Linked DNA regions of Mus musculus: region 1 is linked to region 2. The links are chromatin loops, found by intact Hi-C in ENCODE. Cell type or tissue: heart. All regions are shown on one strand. Links, peaks and the distances in the headings refer to the core of each region. The heading gives the core; the rest is flanking DNA.

Region 1 (7,982 bases), core at 2,047-6,046, 83 kb after region 2:
TATTCTTACTGCCTCACTCTCCTGAGTGCTTAAACTACAAGCATGTGCCACCATGCCTGGCTGGGCCTTCATTTCTGATGGCTTATGTGCTACAAAATGTTGACTACATTAGTCTGTCTAGCTTTTCCTTGTTAATCTGTCTTGTCATAGGTTCGTGTCCCCTGTGATGGATAAGGAAAGGGACTGTGCCTTCCATTTCTACACTGACATCTGATGTTTTTCTTGTGTCAGAAGAATTTCTGGAGTTGATGATCTGCCCTAAAGAATAATTTGACCTCATGTTGATGTTTTAAGATTATTTTTATTTTATGTGTACAGGTGATTTGCCTACATGTGTGTCTGTGCACCGTGTGCACACAGTGCCTGAGGAGGCCAGCAGAGGATGTCCAGTTCTCTGGAGTCAGAGTGACAGAAATTATTAACCACTGTGTGAGTGCTGGGAATTGAACCCAGGTCCTCTGCAAGAGCGGCCGGTGCTCTTAATCGCTGAGCCATCTCTTGAGCTCCCAATGTTGCTGTCTCAGCTCCATTTCCTGTGGCTGCGATAAAAACGTCCTGAAAAAGCAGCTTTCATGGAGAGGATTCAATTCTCTCACAGCTCTGGGTCACCGTGCAACACTGCAGGGGAGTCAAAGCAGGAACAGGAAGCAGCCGGTCACATCCACAGTCAGGAGCAGAGAGAGAGAGAGAGAATGCTTGTCTGCATGCTTGCTGGTGCTTGGCTGCTCTCCTATTCACCAAGCTCAGGACCCAGCCCATGAAATGGTGGCACTCACGTTCAGGGTGAGTCTTCCCACTTCTATGAACACAGTTAAGAAGATCCCTTCTGGGTATATGCACAGGCCAACTCAATCCAAACAAGTCTTCATTGAGACTTTCTTCGCAGATTACTCTAGATTACGTCAATGTCTTAGTCACTGTTCTGCTGTGTGAAGAGACACCATGGCGGAGGCAACTCTTACCAAAGAAAGCATTTAGCTGGAGCCTTGCTAACATTTTCAGAGTTCGTCCATGACCATCATGGCGGGAGTGAACAAACAAGGCATCGGAGCAGTAGCTGAGAGCTTTACATCTGATCCACAGCAGTGGGTGTATGTCAGGCATCCTCAAAGCCCACTCCACCCTCAGTGACACACTTCCAACAAGAGCATACCTCCTAGTGCTTCCTGAACAATTCTATTCAGTGGGGACAAAGCATTCAAACATCAGCCTGGGGGGTAAGGGGAGAGGTATTCTCCTCTAAACCCTCATAGTTAGTTTAGCAATTAAATATAGCAATCACAGTTGCCACCAAGCAATGGACATAACAGTAGTACTTTTCATTCTCTTCAGCTCTTGAAAATGTCCTCCAGGGTGTCCTTTCTGAGGAAAGGCAACCTTATCAGAGGATGAGTTTTCTTTCTATCCACTGTCCAGGTTCTCGTGGCATCTCATAGGAATGAATGTCCCCTACCCTCAGGAAACAGAACACAGATGTCAGCCATCTCCAGAGGACTGAGGCCAAAGGCTGTTTTCCCTGAACATTTCTGGCCAGCAATACAGACTACTGTCTTGAGCAACTCCTTGTAAGGGCTCTCCTCCTTCCATATGTGCAGAAGGCTAAAAAGACAGCTGCTGTGTTTGAGTCAGAAATGTCTCTCACAGACCTATCTGTTTGAAAATCTGGTCCCTAACTGCTGGTGCTGTTTTGGTAGGTTGTGAAAGCTTTGGAACATGGGACCTATCTGGTGGAAGTGGGTCACTCAGACAGACCTCTGGAGGTTACTCCACTTCTGTTGCTGGTCCATGTTTATCTGCTTCCTGTTCTATAGTCATGTCCCATCACTGTGGACGATACAGCCACGCCTACCTGCCTTTTCTACCATGAGGGACGGAAATGAGCTAAAAAGAAGCCTTTTTTCCTTCAGCTATTTCTGTCATGTGTGTATATATATTTGCCTCATAGAAAAGAAAAAGCGATTAAGACAATAGCCAGATTTGATTTTTAAAAACCAGGTCATATATCAAATGATGGTCCAGCCTCCACGTGGCCTATTGGGATGGAGGCTTTGGAGCCAGGGGATGCATCTGATCGGCTACAATGGAAACAGGGAACTAGAGGAACGGCTCACTATGCAAATGGAAGCATACAAACACCCTTATAAATGCAAGGATGCAGAGAAGAGGCCATTGAAGCAGAACCCACTGGCTGTTTGGGGTCCTTACAGTAATCTGGCTACAGTTTACCTGCTCGCCAAATGACTCTGGAAAGCTAATAGCTCCTGGAACATACTGGCTGGCAGTACATGTGATGGCTATGGGTTTCTTCCCTACACAACTCAAGTATGCAGTCATGTGACTTCACCCCACCCCCACCTTGCCCAACCAAAATACTTTCCATTCTTGCCATGCCTGAGATTCTTTTAATAAGAGAAAACCTTCCATCCCACAGTTACAGATAAGGCTTGGTGCCCTAGGGGGTGGAGAGAGAACTGGCTTAAATACAGAGGAGGGTTGTCACAGGAAGACCTTCTGACATCTCTTTGTAAAAATGTTTTCTTCTCCTGGGAAGCCAGGGAGTTAACAGGCTGTGACATTGCCTATTGTTCTTGAGCAAGGCACATAATCTCTCTGTCCTTTCTCAGAAGACAGGCTTTACGCATGTGCCGAGAGACAGGAACATCTGCAAGTGCCCTGCTTGGTTTAGAAATCGTGCTCTCACCCTTTATGTTTCTGTCTAGAAAGTAAAATGAAGAAACCTGCTCTAGACTGGCTCAAGCTGAGAAACCCCAAAGGCCTGGGAGAGGAGGCAAAAGCTTAGCGCCGTGAGCCTTCATCATCACCTTCTGTCATCTTGCATTTCTGCAAAGCCTTGTGGCAGAGCAATCAATCCATCATCAATCATCAATTAGTCAATAACAAACAGCCCTACCAGTTAGTTCCTGGGTCAAATGATTCTGAGGGTTGACTGAATATCAGACTGGAAAAGAATCCAGAGACCAGACTTAGTGTATTTAACACAACAGCCATGATTGACAACTTTATTATTGTGTAATAGATACACAATAACTAATACGTATTTGAAATGTATCATTTGATCTGTTTTGACATAAGAATGTAATTATAACATTGTCACCTCAATCAAGAGAGTGGAAATCCCCCCCCCCCCCCAGCTTTCTCCTACTCTGAAATATTCTCCCTCTTCTGTCTTGCTGTCTCTCGTCTACCAGAAGCCACTAAAACTACAGATTAGTTTTCACTTTCTGGACGACAAAATAAATAAACTCCTATTGCAGGCTCTCTTGTTTTTAATCTATTTTTTTAAGGGAGGTGTGGAGGGAACAAGTCTTACTATGTAGCCATGTAGCCCAGGCTGGCCCTGAAGTTATGAAGAACTGGGATTACAAGTGTGTATCAGCACATACGAGAGTGTACCACCATGACAAACTTAATGTGTTCCTTTTTATGGCAGCTTTCCCTGGACCTTTGGTTTTTCGTTTCTGAATGATTGTTAGGTTAAACTATCTGAGTGACTCTGGTCTCTTTTTAACCAGTTGTCTCTTGTAGGCTCGTGTGCTGGCTGTAACTCTGTGCTGTGTGAAGAGACCAGAAAACATCCAGTGTGTGATGTACCAGTTTGTACACCTATCCGTGGGCATTTGAGTAGTTTCAGTTTGAGGCTACTACGAAAGAAGAGATTAGAAATATTCATGTCCAAGTCTGTGAAGATGTGTTTTCTTTTCTCTTAGGTAAATACTTAGAAGTGAATGGCTGGGTGATACAATGGAGTGTGTGATTTTTTTTTTAAAGAATCTAACACATTGCTTTCTAACAGGGCTGTAGCCTTCATATTCCTTCCCACGAGCAAGGCCTGGGTATTCATGTTCCTCTGCCTCCGTTTTTGCACCTGGTGTGGTCAGTGTTGGTTGGTTGGCTTCTTCCTTTGTGTGGCATTGTGGGTTTAACCCAGGGTCTTGCTAAGCAAGTACGTGGCCATTGAGCTACATCTTCAGGATGGCCAATCTCTTTAGCTTTAACTGTCCATTAGTTATAGTTTTGGTTTGGAGTTTCCAAACAGCTGACGGCATCAAGAATCTTCTTCTTTGCTTATTTATCTTAAAGATCTCTTCAAAACTCTTGGCTCATTTAAATACTTTTTATACTATTGAATCTTCAGAATTTCCAATATATATTGACAATTATATAAAAATATATTTATATTATATTTAATAAATTATATTAATATTATATGAGCATTAAATGTATGTTTATATATTATATAAAATATATGCATATATGGTGTAAATTCATTTTCAAATATATCTTCCAAAAATCCTTATTCTGAAACAGAAATAACAAATTAGATTTTGGATTTTTTTTCCTCCTGGTTTTCTGTTTTCTATTTCATTTCCTGTCTCTATCATTTCTTTTCTCTGTTTACTTTGGATTTCATTCTCATTTAATCTCTCTCTCTCTCTCTCTCTCTCTCTCTCTCTCTCTGCCGTATTGTATTATGTTCAGGTATACTTTTTATTTTATTTTTGTTTGTTTGGACACAGAGTCTTGCTTGAGTGTCTGTTCTAATTTCATTTCTGCTACTGTAATAAAATACTCTGACTGAATGCACTTTAATAGGGAAAGGAGTTTATTTGGCTTAGAATTCGAGGTTACAGTTCATAATTGCAGAGACATCAGTGACAGGAGCTTGAGACAGCTGGTCATAGCATCTCCACAGTCAGGAACACAGAGAGAGCAAAGCCACAGGGTAGCCTGCTCGAAGCTATTTGATCTCCCCTGGATTGCTTCACTCTTACAAAGTTCAGAGTCCAGTTTTCCCACTTCAGTTAACTATCACGATAATCCCCTACAGATATGCCCACAGGCCAATCTGATTTAGATAATTCCTCAGTAAGATTCTTTTCCCCAACTGTGGTGACTCACTTCTTTAATCCTAGAACTTGGGAGGCAAAGGTAGATGAATCTCTGTGAGTTAGAAGCCAGTCTCATCTACAAGGCGAGCCCAGGACAGCCAAGGCTGACATAGAGAGAAAGCATTTTTCCCCAACTCAAGTGGGGTCACAGAGATCCAGGAGCCTCCTATAGGGGTCTGACCTAGGTGTTCTGCATATATGCTATAGTTGTATAGCTTGGTGTTCTTGTGGGACTCCTAACAGTGGAGCGGGAACTGTCTCTGAATCTCTTGCCTGCCTTTGGGACCCTTTGCCTCCTACTGGGTTGCCTCGTTTAGCTTTGCTGTCAGAATATGTGCCTGGTCTTATTGTAGCTTGCTTTGTCATATTTGGTTGATGTTCCTGAAGACCTGTTCTCTTCCGAGGGGAGGTGAAGTGGGGATAGATCCAGGGTAAAGGGGAGGAGAGAGGAGAGACTGAGGGGAGAACAGGGAAGAGAAACTGCAGTCAGATGTAATATACAAGAAAGGAATAAATAAAACAGAAAAAAAAGAAGACTCTTTCTTCAGGTAATTCTGGGTTGTGTCAAGTTGACTTTTAAAAAGCCACTATGCCCAGATTCCATTTAACCTATATTCCTGATTCCCTTTATTTTCTTTTTGTCTCACAACTTACTGATTTCATTTTTCAACTGTATAAGTGTGTTATGATTCTACCTTCCTTTTTTTTTTATCAACTTACTACCTTTAATGCTGCTGATTTTGTGGGTGTTTTAGGGACTATAGATATAAAACTTGTGCTGCTATGATGAACAAATGTATGCTGGAGATGAGAAAAACAAGAAAAGAATGTGTGCGCCATGGACAGAGCTGGAACTGGAGACATGACGTCGGTGACAGATGAGAGAGAGGGCTGAGCTGGACTTGTGGTCCAGTGGAGTCAGTCAGTGTGATGGTTTATAGCAGCAGCCTGGAGCTTATGCAGCCACAGACTCAGCCCTTGAACCTGACACCCAGCAGCAGGATTCCCCCTGACTCTGGGCAACGATGGAGACCCGAGATGAGAAAAGGTTCACTTTCTAGATTGGGCCTCCTTAAAGGACCAATGTAGTCCAAGATGCCACCAGAGGCCATGTTGGTGGTCCCTGCTGCTGCCCCAGTCTGAGAACTACGTGGATGTCCGCAGCCTGTGCTGCTGCCTGATGCTATGATGTCTGTCTTAGGGTTTTACTGCTACGAAGAGATACCGTGACCAAGGCTACTCTTTTAAGGGAAAGCAGTTAATTGGGGGCTGGCTGTCAGTTTCAGGGGTTTAGTCCATGATCATGGCAGAAAGCATGGCAGTGTGCAGGTAGACATGATGCTGGAGAAGGATCTGAGAGTTCTACCTCTTGATCCTCAAGGCAGCAGGAGACTGTCTTCTTCAGGCAGCCAGGAGACTAAACTCCACACTGGGCAGAGCTTGAGCAGAGAAAAACCTCAAAACCCATATGGTTGCACTTTCTACAACAACACCACACCTCCTAATAATGCCACTCCCCGTGGGCCAAGCACTCAAACACATGAGTCTATGGGGCCAATCCTGTTCGAATCACCACAATGTCCTCAGGCATTGCTGTCTCAGGGGACGATCCCATGTGCAGCCACCTCAGGCCATGTTGAGACCTATGGCCTGTATTCCCACCCAAACCCACTCGGATGTTTGTGGTCTGAGCAGCTGCCTGAAGCCATGTTAATGTCCTTGGGTGCTGGCCCACAGCATGGTGGCGTGGGTGCATGAGAGCTGACCCCAGCTCACTTTGGTACTGCTCTCTTCAGCTGATGGCTTCTGGCAAGAAAGCAGGCAGAGAAAGATTCATTCTCCCTGGGGGGGCTGGCCAATAGGAATTTGACCATGCTCCAGTAAGTGTACTAACAATCCAAAATGGACTTGGTGGTTTTTTTTTCCTTTTTCTCCTTTCTCCATTTTAATTTTGGGGGAGGGTGGGTGGGAAGGGAGGTCAGAATAGGATGCAGACATGTAAAGGATTGGGAGCTAAGCACAATTGAGGTGCACCATATGAGATTCCAAAGTAACCAATAAAAGATAATTTTTAAAAATTGGAAAATATTAATGTATACCTAGCCTACCCTTAGTCACATAGTCTAAGAGTCTGGTGAGGCTGTCCTCCATTTCTTCCTCCTGGCATCAATGCTATTGTTTCCAATGTTTTACTTAGGCATCTCCTATAATAACACTCAGAATACAGTGGTATTTATACTTAAACCATCAATTATCTTTTAACGTTATAAAGACTCTGAGATTTTAAGAACAAAACAGCCTTCCATATTTCCCCACAGCGTTACCCCTTTTCATCCTGCTCCATTCTTGTCTAGATCCATATTTCCATCTGGTGATATTTTCCTCCTGCCTGAATTTCTTCTTTTTTTTTTTTTTTTTTCCTTTTCTGTTTCTTGTACGTTAGGTCTGTTCGTGATGCATTCTTCCATCTTTTATATATCAGGAAACTCTGTTGATGCACCTTTATCCTTGGGAGATATTTTCACTGGATTAAATATCTAGATGACAGTTTATTTTTCTTCCAATAGCTTAAAGATGCCACTCCGTCGTCTCAGCCTCCTGTAATTTCTCAGGAGGAATGCGTGGCAAACCCTGTCTTTGCTCTTCTGCCTGCTTTTCCTGGCTGCTTTTCAACGTTTTATCTTCATCACTGATTTTTTTTTTTTTGAGCTCTTTGACTCTGATATGGTTCTGTGGGGTTTTCCTCAGGAGACTTTGCGCTTAGGCTTCCCCGTGTTTCTTCTACCCATTTGTTTTGGGTTTTCAGCAAAGCTGAACTATTTCAATCTCTTCAGATGGTTTGTGTGTCCTTCCCACACCCGTAGGACACCGGTGGCACGTCTATTTATCTCTGAGGTCACGATACAGTTCACAGTCGGACTTTAATTCATCTGTAGAAAGTTTTTCCTTCTGGGATTTAATTTTAGATTTATTTAGATCTGTTGCCTTATATATTTATATAGTCAGATTTACTGCTTTGTCTTCAAGTTCACAATCTTTTGCCATGAACTCTGTCTTAGTTGGGATTTTACT
Region 2 (7,982 bases), core at 1,313-5,312:
CTTAATCTAGAGTGTGGGGTGGAGTCCCCGGCCACATGGGCTCTGCCTTCCCCACTTGTCAAATATGTTTTGCATCTTTTTTTTTTTCCTTAATAGGGATCACATGCAGTGGTCTAAAGAAGAAGAAGACGCAGCTAGAAAAAAGGTAGAGGAAAACTCAGCCACACGAGTCGCTCCAGAAGAGCAAGGTAAGGCTGGCATCCTGTCCCAGCATTTGGAAGTTCTGAGCTGCCACCCCAGCCAGTCAACCCATTTGCTACCTTTGGTGGGATTCCCAGTTCTTCCCTTGTAGTGGAACCGAAATTAATGAAATAAATTATGTATTCACCCTGTAATTGGTCTTTTGGTAGTCATATTGCTTTTTCTGGGAGATATGCATATGGGTGGCATTTTAAGCAAGATATGAAAATATAACTTTAAAATTTCCTCCTAACTACGCCACAGTGTGTCATTGTGTATTTCACTTGCTGGAAACTTCTAACAAATTCATAAACTTTGAGTAAAAAGAAAAAGTCATATCAAAATATTGTTGGCCTTTTAGGATAAGGGAGTGTGTGTTTGTGAGTTCGTGCATTAGTGTGTATGTGTGCATGTATGAGCAGTTCAGGGCACTTGGGTCAGGGCACTTGGGAGTCAGAGGTCAATTTCAAGTGTCTTTCTCTTTCACTCTCTGCCTGAGTTTTTTGGGGACAAGGTCTGTCACAGAGCCTGGCGCTCCTGCTTCAGCTAGACTGGCTGCACAGTGAGCTCTGTCTCTGCCCCACCCCCACTCCCAGATCTGAGGTCACAGAAGCATATTGCCACACCAGGAACCCTAGCTCAAGTCTTCCTGCCTTCACAGCAGGCTCTTTCCCCACTGAGCCTCCTTCCCAGCCCAGGCTAAGGTTTTAATGGGGATCAAAAGCAGTTTTCTTGGGAGACTTTGTGTTTAGAGTTTAATTCAGGGACCCAGCTTGACAACTTCATAAATAGCTCTTGAAGTTCGTCTTGGGCTATTATTAAACTACTAGTAATTGACAAGTGTTGAGAAGGATGCAGAGAAACAGGAGCCCTTGTGCACATTTGGTGTGAATGGTACAGCCACTATGGAAACCATTGTGCAGGCTCCCTAAAAATTAAATATGGAGGGCCTGGAGAGATGGCTCAGCAGTTAAGAGCAACCACTGTACTGGCTACTCTTGCAGAGGACCCTGGTTCGGTTCCTAGCACCCACATGGCAGCTACCGACTGCCTGTAACTCCTGTACCGGAATGCAGTACCCTCGTCTAACCTCCATAGATAACAGGCAGGCATGAGGAGCACTTACATCTACTCAGGCAAGCTCGTGTACAAATAAAATGAATCTTTTAAAATTTTTTAAAAGTAGCACTCCCTATAATACATCAATTCACTTTAAAGATAGATCCCAAAAGATTCAAAGCACACTCTCAAAGAGGTAATATGAGTTCCATGTTCATATCAGCAATCTCTATGTTAGGCAAGAGAGAAACATAATCAAACCACAAGTGTTATAAGACAAGCAGCACTAGTAAATGATGCCCTGTTGAATGAATGGATGAAAAGACACGTAAGTTTAGCCTTAGAGAAAAGAACAGTTCAGTGCTAACACCTGAGGAATAGTGCCCAGTATCCGATGTTCCGAGGACGAGGCATGAGCAGCCATTTTCCAGGGCCTGTAGCTCCCGTACATAAATGATAATGAAATGTGCTGCATGATGGTGATTGCCAAGGGATGGTTGAGTGGAGAGTTGGAGTTATGTAGTGGGGTTCGAGTTAGAGTTTGCATTATGGAGAGTCCAGAGGTCTGCTTCACAACAGCGTGAACAGACCTAACGCCGTGGGAGCATGCACTTAAGAATGACTAAGATGCTCCATTTTATGTGCTTTTACCACAATTTTAAAAATGTCACACAGAAAAAGAAAATGTTTAGAAGTGGTCAGTGTCCTTCACAGTGAGTGACTCCTAGTCACTTTGCCTAACAGCTGTCCTCACTGTATACCATTTTCTACCTTATTTTCCTTAAAATGACCTTTTACTTTAGGACATCTGTGCTCTCTCCTTTTGGTGTGTGTGTGTGTGTAGGTATGTTCATGTGTACACGAGTGCACATGTGTGCATATGCATGTGGAGAGCAGGGGTCAACCTGGAGTGCTATTCCTTAGTTACTAGTCACCTTTTGTGGGGAGGGGGTCAGGCAGGGTTTTTCACTGGCCTAGGCCCCATCAAGGAGGCTGGGCTGGCTGCCAGGGAGTCTCAGGACCCACCTACCCTGCCTCCTCACCGCTGGGATTATTATGACTAGTCCAGCTAGCAAGTTTGCCGCTGGGCTCTCCATTCTCTGCCTCTCTGGTGCTGGGATGACATCCAGCTGTCATACCTCTTCTGTGAGTTCAGAGGAGTTGAATTCTTGCACAGCCAGCACCTTGTCCACTGAGCCATTTCCCTAGCCTGCACCATGTTTTATAAAGTTTTATTAGGACACGGATTTGTTCACTTGTTGACATATTCTCTGTGGTTGCTTTTGAGCTATTTGGTCCAAAGGAGACTGTAAATGTCACATAAATATCTGGGCAGTGGTGGCACAATCCTTTAATCCCAGCACTCGGGAGGCAGAGGCAGGTGGATCTCTGAGTTCGAGGCCAGCCTGGTCTACAGAATGAGTTCCAGGACAGCCAGAGTTGCACAGAGAAATCATGTCTTGAAAAACAAAAACAAATAAAAATAAAACAAACAAATCAAAAGACTAAATACCTATCAGGCAGTATATTGGAAGATTCTTCCAAAGCTAGAATTCTAGTGCTAGATTGACCAGATATGCAGAAACTCCCCAGGGAAAAATGCTCGTACTCCTCCCTGTAAGGCGCAGAGTGAACATCAGGAGAAGCACAGTTGAAATGATGTTAGCTTGCAGCTGCTGAAATCTGAAGCAAAGGTATCTGGGAAGGCTAAGAGAATGGGACAGCCCTCAGCCTTTAGCTGGCAAAGGAGCCAGTGCAACCAATCCTGCTCTCTGGAGTCATTGGTGGCCTATCGATTCCTCTGGCCTTGCTTGTTATTCCTTAGTGGTAGTTCTTCACCATCAGCATCAGTGTATCCTTGGGTGGACAGGAAAGACGAGCCCCTGACCCCAGTGGAATGACTCTATTTCTATGGGCTCTAGCCAGACAGACCTGGGGTGGAATACAGCCAGGGAGTGTTGAGGCTGGACTTGAGGACTCATCCCATGGCCAGTGCTGCCTTCCATCGGCCAGCACCACATTCCCTCACAGGAACTCTGTCACTGCTTCTGAGGAAGTATAACTTCACTTCTTTGCCAGCAGCTGCGTGGACATATTTTCCACATTACTCAAGCTTCTGCTAGTGGCCTCCTGAATACAGCAGAGCTTCCAGCCTGAACGATGTTCCACATTGTCAGTTGTTTTAATTTACTTCCAGGAAATGAAAACTCATTCATGCTATTATCTGCACATTATCCTAATAATATGAAAAGGCAGGGATTTTTAAAACTCCCTTTTGAATGTTTGTGTTCCGAACTTAAATAGAGCAGGGCTGATCATGTTAAAGTTCTCTGTGCATGGCCGCCCACTTTGTCCTATTTGAGCTAACAATGAACTTGAGCGCAGCTAATGAGGAGGTTATTTTAGAGCCTCAGAAACCGCAGTAAAGGAAAAGGACGGTTCCCACAGAACCACAGTGGGACCAAAATAGAAAGGTGGTGACGGGCCACTCCATAGAAGAGGAAAGACAGGAGCAAGGAGGTGCTGGCACCACTCTGAGGTGCCTGCTTTGCCATTGCTATGACAGCCCTTTCTAAGTGTTTCTTCTGGCTACTGTGAAGATAAAGAACTAAAGATTCCATTTCAGAATGACTCAAAGAAATAGAGATTTGTTCTGGGTCACCTCTGCATCCCGCCACTCAGTGCACCGGGCGCCACGGTGTCAGGGGACCACTGCAGGAAAAGACTTGAGTTATACGGAGGATATCTTGTATTTAAAGCAAGGTGGTGAGTGCAGAGAGGGCTAAGCTCCCAGTGGGTAACAAGGAAGGAAACTGTGGTCTGAGGAACATCAGTGAATGGCAGCATGTCTCAGGGACAGCCACACAGCAGTCTCTGCTAGGATCGCAGACCCCACTCAAGTCTTGGGTGAGGCTTCTCATTCGCTGCGTTATCCCTCTGATGAGTCAGTATGGGTCAAGGTAAATAGATCGTTCTGCTCTGCTTCCAGACTTAGTGAGAACCCGACAGAAGCTTTGACCTCTACACCAGCTTTCCTTATCTAAGAGAGTCCCTGAGTGTTTGAAAGAGCCAGCGCTCTGGCATCACAAAGTCTGCAGAGCAGGCACACTGCTATTGATCCTATCTCCTTTATTAAGCCCCTGGGAGGAACACTGCTTATTCTTCCAGCTAGCCAACCCTGTCACATTTCTTCTGCTCCCTGTATGTCACTCTTCCTTCTCCCACTTTTCACCTATTGTCAGAGCTGTTGGTGAGAACAGAAGTTAGAAAAACACACTCACAATCTGAAAATAAGATCGCCTACATGACAGATAATCACTTTTTGCTGTTGAATGACCCAGCCTCGTTTGCATAATGAGAATGTATAGCACCCAGGCTCCAGTTAGCAATATTTCCTTCAATTAGATTGCCCAGACTAATGACTTTTAATTCCATGTTTTCTTTTCCTAATTACTTTTCAATTTTATTATAGCTCATATTTCTTTTAAAACCAGGTTAACCCAGAGAAATAAAAAAGATATAATCAGTGTTTCTTGAGTAAACATGATTATATTTTATAATCTCCTTAAAAAGATCTCCAGTGTGCTATATGTCAGCTGGTCGTACAGCAAATGTAAAGGTTTTTTAAAACTTACAACAGCAGCTGCTGTATGCACTTTAAAATATCTTTGTAAATGAAGTCCTACCTAGGGTAGGTTAGCTACATTAGGCAGATGATGAAAGAATGTATCCTTGTGTTGTGAATACCTTACCACTGAAGAGAATGTTCTATATGAAGGGAAAGAAAAACAGAATAGTTAAACACCCTGTGCTGATAAATATAGCTGCCTCTAAGATGACTCTGGCTGCTAAAAGTTTCATGCAGTGCTCTTAGAATTACACTTTTAATTTTATAATTTTAAGAGTTTTCTTTTATTAGACAGTGAACTTCCTTCAGTGACATGTGGAAATTTCCAACTTTGAAAGTTCAGGTATTTGCGTAATTGATGTGCAAAAATAACTTTAAATTACTTTTTGTTACATAGCAACTTAGAATAAATTTTCATAATTCATATTATCACATCATATATTCCAGATACCTAAATGGCTTGATTTGGGTTTTCAGTTATGGTGTTCAGGGTAATTCTGATGATCTGTGGGCTTGTGAGCATGTAAGCGTGGCTAGTGTGCTATGTCTCTGTTCTGCTCAGCAGTCTAGAACATAATAAGTGAAGAATTGAGATCTCCCCTCACTAAACTAGGCTGAAACCAATTGCTCTATCCCTTTCATTGTCACTAGCATAGACCAGTTTACTCTGGACAGCTAGCAACCTAGGATCACATAAGAAAAAGGTGTTCCTCCAAGGAAAATCCGTCACTTAGACGCCTGTTAAAGTCGAGGCAGCCCAGCTTTCCCTACGCTGCATAGACTGTGGTTCCTGGCCTGAAGCTGTGGCAGTTAGCGGCAAAGTGAGCCTGAAGTCTTTGTCGTGGTCAGAGAGTGGCACCTGTTGTTCCCTGCCATTACAGGCATGCTTTCAATTCCAGAAATTCAATCCTACACTGGAGGTGTTTCCTGTCTCCGTAATTATGATGAAGTCAGGTGCGCTTCTGTAAGGTCATGGAAACACCCTCAGAACTACAGGGTTGCCAGCATTGGTGGAAGACACTGTTGGGTGGGGGAACACACTCCAGCCACGGGTGCTGATCCTGCCTAGTGACTACCCAACAAACCAACCTGTACTCTTAGAGCATTTTATGGTTCTGTTGCTAACCATGGATTCATCCCGTAGGCTCATATAGCTTGCATTGGATCTCACAGAAAGAACTTGGTCTAATTGATTCTGTACTTATCTCTCTTTATGAAGGCTAACTCCAGCCAGCATTATTTTTACAACACTCCTATACTTATTAAAACTTAGACTGGTTTCAACTTGGTGCTTTGTAATTGAGAGGAAAATAAGAATCAGAAAAACAGATTATCTTTGGGGGTATTTTTGAGGGAACACATGTTAACTTTGTATTAAGGTGACGGTGCTATGTGATGGCCATGGTCCGAGGGCTCTGGAGTCTGACCGACTTAATCTAGGTCCTGATGCTGCCTGCCCTTTCTGGCTATGTCTGGGGGGAAAAAAATCTTAAGCCCTTTGACATTGAATTTCTTGTTGTCTATCTGAAAGATATTGTTAACCCCAAATTGTTGTCTTCTCCCCTCCCTTTCCCATTCTTTCCTCTTTCATTTTCTCTCCTCATTTGGTGTGGCAAACCCAGAGGATAAAAATGAGGGTTCATGGGAAGAGCTCAAGTTTATTCAATGTCCAGAACACCGACAAGCGGGAATTTTGTGCTCTCGGGTCTCATGCCATGGTGGGCAGGGAAAACATCAGATTTGGGATAGTGACGTGAAGGGGAAGTGAAGAGGAGCAAGAAGGAGGGAGGAGGATAAGGAAGTGAATGGGGCGACCGTGGCCAAAGTGCCGTGTGTGTGTGTGTGTGTGTGTGTGTGTGTGTGTGTGTGTGTGTGCGCGTGCGCGTGTGTGTGTCGTGTCACAGTGGAACCCATTATTTTATGCTGCTAGTTAATGGGGAGAATAGGTCAGTGGGAGGTGTATCTGTGTTTCTCGGGAGTGACAGTTCTCAGGCACTTCTACTTCTTTATAGTGTGGTGCTTCTAACTCAGGCCGCCTGCCCGGTGTGTCACTCAGTAGGTAAATTGGATCACGAAGAACGGGCTTCCAGAGGTCTCTGTCAGCTATCTTGGTGCCAATTGGCTTTGGCTAACTCACCTGATGAGGAACTTCTGGCCTTGAAACATCCTGTTCCCAAAGATAAACAAGATTAGGACAAGGCAGAATTCAGCTAGGCTAATAAGCAGCATACTAGGTAACTATACTGTTAGGAGTAAATGGAAAAAAAAATCTAAGAAAAGCATTTGACATAGAGCCTAAAACTGTTTGTCACTGTTGGAGTGTTTGTTTATTTGTTTGTTTGATTGATTTTTGTTTTGTTTGGAACAACATCTTACTATGTAGCTCTGGCTAGCCTGGAACTCACAGTGGTGTGCTTGCCTCTGACTCTGTCCCTGCCTCTGTCTCTTGAGTCCGGGGATTAAAGGGGTACACCACTATGCCTAGTTAGGATTGAATTTAGGTGGCCAATGTGTTTCGTATTTGAATGTAGTAATTTGAATTACAGTAACATCATTACAGATTCATAATTGGTAAAGCTTGCTTTCCATAAATTCATATATAGAGAGACATATATATGGGGGGGTTAAACAGGCTCTACAGGTATGCTTATTCTCATTAAAGGAAGTTGGGTAAGGTGAATAGAATATATATATATATATATATATATATATATATATATATATATATATATATGATTCAGTGAGGGTGTGAGTATGTGTATATGTTACATGCATGTAAGTATGTAAGTGTGCAATTGCATACACCTATATGTGGGCATGTAGAAGCTACAGCAGGTTGGATTCTTCCTCTAGCACACTCAGCTTTATTGTCAATAAATCAGAACCTTGTTTTCTGTTTGGTTGGTTGTGGTTTTATGGGTATGCCGCTTTACTAGCCAGTAAACTCTTGGGATCTGCCTGCCACCATCAATGCTGAGGTTGCAGAACTGCACAGCCATGCAGGGGTTTTCCTGTGGGACCTGAACTCAGGTTCTCATGATCGCAGAGCAAGCGCTGTTACCCACTGAGCCATCTTCCCAGCCTTTACTATACTTTATCTTTGCCAACAGTGTTG

What was found. Peaks named below come from ENCODE experiments on the same cell type or tissue, not always from the same donor. Only the 100,000 strongest peaks of a DNase experiment are listed, where the experiment ranks them.
Region 1: a loop joins it to region 2, with 1.8 times the contacts of the local background. A loop is called at or near these places in 3 of 42 quality-filtered maps.

Annotation. Positions count from the first base shown.
Region 1 is chr2:70,903,227-70,911,208 of GRCm38, reverse strand. No RefSeq gene overlaps it. Among named protein-coding and RNA genes, the nearest start is that of Gm39843, 16 kb to the left of the region's middle. In heart, for the core only: no CTCF peak of the experiment used is centred there; no DNase peak of the experiment used is centred there; H3K27ac peaks cover 1,309 bases.
Region 2 is chr2:70,985,690-70,993,671 of GRCm38, reverse strand. Mettl8 (methyltransferase like 8) reads left to right here. Exons shown (of 10, transcript NM_145524.3): 3 at 97-188. Among named protein-coding and RNA genes, the nearest start is that of Mettl8, 66 kb to the left of the region's middle. In heart, for the core only: no CTCF peak of the experiment used is centred there; DNase peaks (open chromatin) are centred at 3,311 and 3,641; H3K4me3 peaks cover 944 bases; H3K27ac peaks cover 2,955 bases.